Linked DNA regions of Homo sapiens: region 2 is linked to region 1. Evidence: read pairs that join two places in POLR2A ChIA-PET (ENCODE). Cell type or tissue: GM12878. All regions are shown on one strand. Each heading gives the region's core, and the rest is flanking DNA. Links, peaks and the distances in the headings are about the cores only.

Region 1 (4,448 bases), core at 449-4,448:
GAAGTGGTGACCATATGAGAATTGAGTTTGGTGCTTACAGTGTTCCCAGTGTTTGGGGGCATTCAGGGAGATTGGCACCCCCATTTTGCATCTGAGGAATCTTAACCTCTCCAGGAGGTGGGGCCATCCTGATCACACGTGCCCTGCTGCCCTTAGCCCTCACTTGAGAGAGAGCTAGGTCCCTGCTCTGTGTCTAGACCCCAGGCTGCCTCTGACACCAAGTTCAGGGCTGGCCCAAGGCTCTGTGTGGCTGTGGGTAGTGGCAGTGGCAGCAGCAGGCTGCCCTGATGGCAGTGACTGTTTTGGGAATGATTGTTCTGCAACTGGAGCCCACCTTGGCTGTAGGGGGTCTGAGCCCTGTGCTCTGGGCCATTGTCCCTCTGGCCACCCAGCCTGGCCCCTTCCAGGGGATCTGCCACCTGCCTTCCTCCTGCCTCCTGAGGGCTTGGGGCCAAAATGAATTGTTCTCTAGGCAGAGCAGGCCTGTCCAGCCTTGAGAAAAAGGGGCTGTGGGAAGGGAGGTGACCGTTTATTCCTGCTTTTGCCATTGCTGCCTTGGGCGTCCATAACTGTCTCCGGGCAGGCTGGTCTCCTGAAGCCTAGCAGCCTTTCCCTCCGTCCTGGGCTTTGAGCCCCTCCCCTGCATCCACACCCCCTACCCTGCTTAATGGGAGGGGGTGGATTCCAGCCCCAGCCCCCGCAAGGCTACCTCACTTTCTTCCTGGCTCCCTCTCCAGCCTGGAGGCAGTGCTGCAGCAACAATGTTCTTCCTCCACCCTGGCTCTCCTGGGCACCCCAGCGGCCCCTCCCTGGTCTCCCACCTTCCCTCTGCTCCCGCGGGGGATCCTCCACACAGCAGCCCTGATGCACCCTGGCCCTGGCGCTTCCCCACATCCTCCACCTCTGGCCGCACAGCCCCATTTGCAGGGCTGGGGCTGGGGCTGGGGCGGGGGACCCTCCCTGATGCCTCCGCAGCCAGTCGGATCTCACCTTCTCACCTCTTGCCTCTGGCCTGACTGGTGGTCCCACTGGACACTCGGCAGCAGCTTAGATGAGGCATCATTTGTGATTTTGGAGCACCTTGCGCATGCTATTTTCTTGCCTGAAACTGCCTCCCACCTCTCTGCCTGGCAGAGTCAGACTTGTCCTGGAAGCTCTAGCTGAGACATCACCCCTCCCAGCCCCCGCTTCTCCTGCATGGCCTGGGCAGACTTGGGGGTGCCCAGGACAGGTTTACTGCATGAATGAGCATTTAGGCTGCTGTTCGGGCGTTCCCCAGGTGTTAGTGCTGCGAGCCTTTTGTGGGGCCTGGTCTGGAAGCCTGGGGGACCCCCTCTTCCTCTCAGGGTATCTGCTTCCTCCCCCAGAGTACAAGGCACAGAGAGCTGCCCACCCCACCTCGGGGAACCGAGACCTGCGGGCTCCAACCTCCGCTGGCTGAGCTGAGCCTCTCCAGTGAGCCAGGCCAGCCCTCCTTGTAAACATGGGGAAGTGGGGGTCCATGAAGCCCCAGCCTGGTGGCATAGCTCTTATCCCCCTCCGCAGACTGACCCTGAGGGATCTGTCAAGAGCAGCGGCGGCCTCAGACACACAGACTAATCCCTCGGCAAGGCCAGGCCTGGCCCTGCTGCCCATTGTTGGCTCTTCAGTTTGCGACTCTATCCCTCTTAATCTCTCCTTTGCACCCCTCTCTGGGCGGGCGCTGCCATCCTGGCCCATCCTCCTCCTCGACTCTGTTTCCTCTGATTAGGACCGCGGCTGGGAAAATGCAAGAGAGTGGCTCCTGTCCTCACGCACAGGACAAACAGGTCACCAGAGAAGCTACGAGCAGAGTTGTGCCAGACACGCACCTCAATGTCCCCAAGGCTTTGGCTCACGTGTCTGGGGCCCTGGCAGTGTGCCAGTGTGTGTGAGCAGGCACTGGGTATGCCTGTCTACTGGCGGGACCTCAGGGCAGGCAGGGGCACGGGGCTGAGACTTGGACCCAGGAGGTCCCAGGTTCCCAGGAATCTGCCCCATTTTCTAGAGGAAGGGCCTGAGGCTCAGGGGAAGGGGCTCCCCAGGATCACACCCTCCCTGGGGATCCCCACTGTCCCTGTGGCCCTGCAGGGAGCCCAGGCTTGGCTGGCAGCTAGGGCACTCCCTTCCAGCAACTGCGGAGCCTCCCCGCCTTCTCTGCGGCTGGTGGAGTTTATGAAATCTCCCCAGTGCCATAAATCATGTCAAGAGCTGCCTTCTGCACTTTCTAGCAGGCAGTGAGCCATGAAGCAGGGGATGTCCCTGTCCTCTCACACCTGGGGGTCCTGGAGGCTGCACCCAGAGCTCCCCGGAGTCCTTGACTCTGCATGGCAGGTCTGGTCCAGAGAGGGGCAGGTTGGGTGGGTGCAGCAGGGGAAACTCCCAGGGCTCCTGACCCCGGCTCTCCACCTCCCCCTCGGAGGTCAGAGGCCTCTCCAAACCCCTCTCCGCAGGCCCAAGCCCTTCTCTCTCTGCAGAGGGCTGGCCACTGGGCCCCTGAGCCTGCCAGGAGCTGCCAGGGCCTCACCTTGCCTGAAGGCTGGATGTTGGGGTGTGGGAGTGTGCCAGAGCAGAGGGAGCTGAAGTGGGAAGGCCGTGTCTGCAGCCGATGTGGGGCTGGTATTCCAGGCCCTCAGGCCTCATCCCGAGGGTGTCACTTGGTCACGTGACTGACTCCTTGCACCTCAGTTTCCTCATCTATAAAATGGGGTTCGCCTGAGGATTCTTAAGGTTTCTCTAGGTCATGGTGTGTGGCCCAGAATAGCACCTGGTCAGTAAGATCTTTCAGCATTGCTGTTTGTTCCACAATCACTGGGTGGCCTCCTGGCACCAGGCCTGGCCCTGCGCCTTGGGGTACAAATACACCTTACCCCTATCCCCTGGTCTACATCCTCTGGGGACTCCAGTCCTAAGTGGAAGACAGATGAGCTCCTGCCTGAATTTTGGCGGCGGCTGCATGGCACTCTCTGCTGTGGATGTGGATGTGCATGTGTACTTTTTTTTTTTTTTTTTTTTTTTGAGAAGGAGTCTCGCTCTGTCGCCCAGGCTGGAGTGCAGTGGCGCGATCTCGGCTCACTGCAAGCTCCACCTCCTTAGTCCACGTCATTCTCCTGCCTCAGCCTCCCAAGTAGCTGGGACTACAGGTGCCCCCCACCACACCCGGCTAATTTTTTTTTGTACTTTTAGTAGAGACGGGGTTTCACCATGTTAGCCAGGATGGTCTCGATCTCCTGATCTCGTGATCCACCCGCCTTGGCCTCCCAAAGCGCTGGGATTACAGGCGTGAGTCACTGCGCCCGGCCAATGTGCACGTGTACTTAATCAGTCCCCCACAGCTGGACATGAAGGCTACTTCCATTGTCTCACGGCTATTGCTGTAACTCAATGGCTGCCCACAACCCTGCTATTTCCTTGGGCTCAGTTCCTAGAGGTGAGGTTGCTGGTTCAAAGGGTCTGCATGTTTTTGAGGCTCTGCCTTCCAGAAAGGTCTTGTATAGGCAGCTGGGGTGATGGGAGTTCAAAGTGCTCAAAGGTTCAAAGTACTTCGAAGCCTGAGAAGGGCCATGCGGCCCTGGAGAAGCAGCATGCGTGGGGCCCAAGGCCAGAAGGATCTGAGTATGGGACAGGTGGAAGAATGGTTGGGGGGCCATCGCTGGGCCTTGGCAGGGTGCCCCGGGCTGGGCACGGAGGATGCCTCTCCTAGGGCAAGTACTTACATGGACCCCAAGTTCCAGGGGAGGTGGCTCGGGGTGGACGTTGAGGAGGAGGACAGTGAGTAGCATGAGAAATTAGGCTTTAAAAAAAAATTTAGACAATGTTTTTTTCTGATTTCAAAGGCTTGTGTGCTCGTAAAACTTTTGAGAAATATAAAGGAGTAAAAAAGTCACCCATAATGGCACCACTCAGATAGGACCACTGTTAACATTTTGCTGTGTCTTCCAGGATTTTTTTATGCATTTATATATTTTATATATTTTTAAACAAAAATAGTATCATGCTATATACATTATTTTATAAGCTGCTTTTTCTCCCTATCACACAGTATGTCTTTCCTCATCAGTGCATATAAATCTGCCTTAATTCTTACACAGGCCGCATGGCATTCTCTGCTGTGGACGTGCATATGTATTGAATCAGTCCCCCACAGGTGGACACGAAGGTTATTCCCATTGTCTCGCAGCTCAATGTCTGCCTGCAACCCCGCTATTTCCTTGGGCTCAGTTCCTAGAGGTGAGGTCGCTGGCTCAAACGGTCTGCCTATTTTCGAGGCTCTGCCTTCCAGAAAAGTCATGCAGGCAGCTGACCCTCCCCACAGCCAGGGTGGTGAGGCAGGTGGGCTGGGGGTGGCATAAGCCTGGGCTGTAGTGCACTCTTATTCTCCCCGCTTCTCTCTCTCTCTCTAGGGCTGAACCCATCAGAACCACTGTCTT
Region 2 (4,257 bases), core at 258-4,257, 50 kb after region 1:
TCTTTACAAAAATAAAAATAAAAAAATCAGTCAGGCATGGTGGCAAATGCCTGTAGTCCCAGCTACTTGGGAGGCTGACGTGGGAGGATCGCTTGAGCCCAGGAGGTCGAGGCTGTCACCAAGGTGGGTGACAGAGTGAGATCCTGTCTCAAACAAAACAAAACAAACAAAAAACCTTATTAAAAACAAAACAGGCCAGGCACAGTGGCTCACTTTTATAATCCCAGCACTCTGGGAGGCAGAGGCGGGCAGATTGGTTGAGCTCAGGAGTTCGAGACCAGCCTGGGCAACATGGCGAAACCCCATCTCTATAAAAAATACAAAAATTAGTTGAGTGTGGTGGCTAGTACCTCTAGTCTCAGCTACTTGGGAGGCTGAGGCAGGAGGATCACTTGAGCCTGTGAGGTGGAGGTTGCAGTGAGCCGAGAATGTACCAGCCTGGGTGACAGAGGGAGACCGTGTCTCAAAACAAAGCAAAACTAACATCAACACAGGCTGGTTTGATCCCAGATTAGCAAGCTTTTGGACATTGGAAACTGTTCCATTCACTATCAGCTTTTGCATCTCATCCCCAGGCATTCTAGATGGAGTTCTGCCCTTGACATCTAGGTATCCCCACATCCAAGCCTAAAGCAGTACTTCTCTTCAGCTAGGCTTGTGCCAGCCAGACTGCAGCATGCACCACCCCAGAGCCACCCTAGTGCAGGCATGTGGCTGCTCATCAGTCCCGGTCACTGACCACAGGCACTGCCAAAGTCTAGAAAATGGAACATGCACTGAACTTCATGTGCAGCAAAATTTAATAGTGCAGCATTATTGAATCTAGTGATGCTGAGAGAATGCCTGTCCCATTAAACATCAAGTCCCTGCTTTTATTAACCCTTGATTAACCCGAGTGTTTGATTAACTGCCTGGTAGCCTGCTTTAAAAACAAGTTCACATCGAGACATTAAAATGGATGAATAAATAAATGCATCCATGTATGTCCCAGGAGCAGTGCAAATTTAACTAAAAATGAAACTTCTTTTGTCTGCAGTAAAAGCTCAGTGAGAAATGACAGTCAAAATCAGGACCCTGAAGAATTTCAGCATTCTGCATCATTATAGAAAGAAGAAAGAGGAAGTCACATTCAGGTTGAGCAGCACCTTCCCATGGAGGGAACACCTGGCAGCACTGGCTGAAATGCAGCGGGGTTTTCTGCTTGCCCCCATGGTTACAAAAAGTTCAGTAAACCAAGGTGGGTCCACCTGGCTGCTCTGGGTGCCATGAGCTGGCCTGCCCGTGACAATGCTGGCCATAACTGCCCTGCTCAGAGCGCGGACTGTTCTGTATCAGGGTATCAATGCCAACAAGGATATGAAAGCTGAAGAAACAGGAGCCCGCTAAATGAAAGTGTCGCATACAAAACAGGGTTCATGTCATGGATTCTTGGAACCACTGACAGCTCAAGTGTACCTTTTAATAAGATCTATCAGGGACTTTAACAGCTGACCTCTCTTGATGGGATAACGACCACAAGTAGGATCTATCTTATGCCAGATCTCTTTTTGTTAGAAAGGTTCCAATGAGCTTATTCCACTCTATGAGCAGAAACTGCAGGGAAGACTCCAAAGGACACATCCTATGCTGCTGTCAGGTGGTGTGGGGCTTGTTGGCATGGGTACTACTGGGGATTAGGTGAGAAGTAGAGGCAGGATGTCATTTTATTATTGGGCAAAATACATTCTCTCCACTGCCTAGGCATGCTGGAGGAATAATGAACTGTTGCAGGAGAAAAGCAGCAAACATTCGGTTAATTCACTCAGCAACCAGTGACCGCTCCTCTCCAGGGTGCCGTGAGTGTACTGTTCCAATGTGAGTTCACTCTGACCACATCTCTGCTCAGCCTATGGAGAGGAAGCTGAAGCAGAGGTGGCTGAGCACAGATGAACAGACAGTCCACTCCCCGTGGACTCACATATCAGACCCTGTGCTCTGGGTTTGCTTTATTTGAAAAGAAAAGGGATGTGTGCAGAAAGGGAAAGCTCTAAAGGAAAATGAGCCAGCACAAGCAACCCTTTTGCCCCACTACCAGAAGCTGCCAGGTGTGACCATGGGTCTTGAGAGGCTGTCAACGCATAAAAGGTCTTGATCTTGAGTTAAACACACCAGTCTCCAAAGTGCCCAGATTGACCCCATTTCCATGCTAGGAGTATGCCACCAAGACAAAGGACTTTTAGACACACCTGACTGGACAAGAAGCCATAACCTTCCCCAGCCCAACAATGACCCGAGATGGGAAGAATGGCTGGTCCTACAGCCCCATGACATGCTCTTCGGAACGAGGCAGTCTTCTGGGGCCCTGGAGGCTGGTCTGGCTTCACAGGGTGGGTGCCTACTTTTAGACTCAAAGCATGCTGCGGCCAGTACCCAGGCACCACCTGCCCTCGTAAGGGCTCAGTGTGGCCCGAGGACAGAGACAGGCAAGCTCATGCACGGGTTAGTATCACAGAGGGCAGCACCATCACCACATAGAGAGTACCTGGGAACAACCTACTTTGAGGGCTCAAATGCAGATAGGTCTTCTGCCTTGGGCTTGAGGCTAAACCAGCAAAATAAAATGAAGAAAAACAAAAACATACCCTGTGATATCAACAATGCCATAAGTGCCATCTGCAAAATGCTTGGATAGGCCTGAAATCGTGATGAGTGATTTTGTTTGTTTTAATGGCTTGGAACGGGGTCTCTCCAGCTCTCACACTGCAGGTTTCTGTGGCTGAGGGCACTGCTCATTGCAGCAGCAGTGGAAATGGTGAGACTGTTCCTGGGACCCAGATGACAAGGCTGGGGGTAAGGGGTGAGATGGGGTGTCTGAGGCAGTTCATTTAAGGGCTGACTGGCTCACTGGCTCAGCCATCGTTTTACCTCTTTCCTTAATGACCGAGGCCTCCCTTGAACTCCCCTTTACTGTTTAATAATTTTGTTTTGGAAGGGAAGCCCAGTAAATTACAGAAGCCAGAGGAAAGAAGAATGTGGAATGTGGAAATGCCTTTCCTTCTAGGTTGCACTATTAAAAGGAATTCTCTACCCGGTGCCAGTTGTGACTGGAGTCGAGAGGTAGAAGTCAGGGCTGCCTACTGTACCCAACAACGAAGGCAGGCAGAAACAGATCCCCTGGAGTTTTCAGATACAGCTTAACCACTAAAAACAGAGACAGTCCATAAAACTGGAAGCCTATTTTAAAGACTGAGGTAAAGAATAAAAAATTAACTGTATCAGTATCACCTAAACTCAATGGACAGTCTTATCTTAATAACACCTATTTTATAGGTGTTAACCTGGTCCTGGGCTATCAGTTAAGAGCAGAGCATTATTTGGTATGAGAGGACCCTTCTGCTTGGCCCAAATGAGAGAGGTATGCTCTTGGGCTGATAATTAGTATGGAATTTAGCTTCTGAATCTCGACAATGCTGAAAGCTCAAAATACCAGTAGAGAAAGATATGAAACCATTTGCAAAGTAATAAAGTCTTCTCTTTTAAAACAAAGAGGTTCTTTCCTAGACACTTCCTTTTAAGTATGAAAAAAGTTAAAAATTCAGTTTGGTTTTATAGTCCTTGCCACTTAAAGACACCACAAGACTAGAGGGAAAGTCCATTCTCAATAGCCTCCATTTCATTCTGCTTTCTCATAAAGTAAGGCAGCTCCCTGGGTATAACACCCCTTGGCTTAAAAGGGCATTATGCTTTACTGCTAAATGAGGGCTCAAAATCCACCCTGTAACAGGGGTTCATTACATCAGAGCTTTTAACACAAGCTCAACTTCCATCCAGCCAATGGGTTCATAGTCATTGGCAGATTAAATTCCCTTTCTGGCATAAGTTAAAAAATTTCCTCAACTAAGTACATACAAAAGATGCCAATAGTCTAGTGACTTGGCTACTGAGGAAACCAGATGCCAACCGCACATTTCATTAATGATGGTCCTGATCAGCAAAATACAAGAAAGAGACCCTGGGTACCTTTTTAATGGTATTGTGCTTGCTGCTGCCACCCCTGTCGGAGTTCTCATTGTGCAGAATATCCAGAGCTGTCTCCCTCTCTTTCAGTTTCAAGGCCTCGATTTCTGTCTTGAGTTCATTGAGCTGCTCCTGCAGATGCTTGCTCTTTTCCATGTATTCCACTCTGCCGGCAAGAGGGTATCATGCATCAGGGCTTGGGCAGACAGTGAGACACGGCTCAGGTGCTCTGCGGCCCACAAGCTGCTTGGTGTGCGATCT

What was found. ChIA-PET counts read pairs that join two places held together with the same protein. Peaks named below come from ENCODE experiments on the same cell type or tissue, not always from the same donor. Only the 100,000 strongest peaks of a DNase experiment are listed, where the experiment ranks them.
Region 2: POLR2A ChIA-PET joins it to region 1 with 8 read pairs; 3 of 35 experiments call an interaction of 5 or more read pairs at or near these places.

The regions. Positions count from the first base shown.
Region 1 is chr22:29,731,328-29,735,775 of GRCh38, reverse strand. It overlaps CABP7 (calcium binding protein 7), which reads right to left. Exons shown (of 5, transcript NM_182527.3): 5 at 3,943-4,448. ZMAT5 (zinc finger matrin-type 5) reads left to right here. Exons shown (of 6, transcript NM_001003692.2): 6 at 4,422-4,448. Among named protein-coding and RNA genes, the nearest start is that of CABP7, 14 kb to the right of the region's middle. RefSeq lists a silencer at 2,252-2,341. In GM12878, for the core only: no CTCF peak of the experiment used is centred there; a DNase peak (open chromatin) is centred at 2,185.
Region 2 is chr22:29,681,344-29,685,600 of GRCh38, reverse strand. NF2 (NF2, moesin-ezrin-radixin like (MERLIN) tumor suppressor) reads right to left here. Exons shown (of 16, transcript NM_000268.4): 15 at 4,000-4,162. Among named protein-coding and RNA genes, the nearest start is that of CABP7-DT, 36 kb to the left of the region's middle. In GM12878, for the core only: no CTCF peak of the experiment used is centred there; no DNase peak of the experiment used is centred there.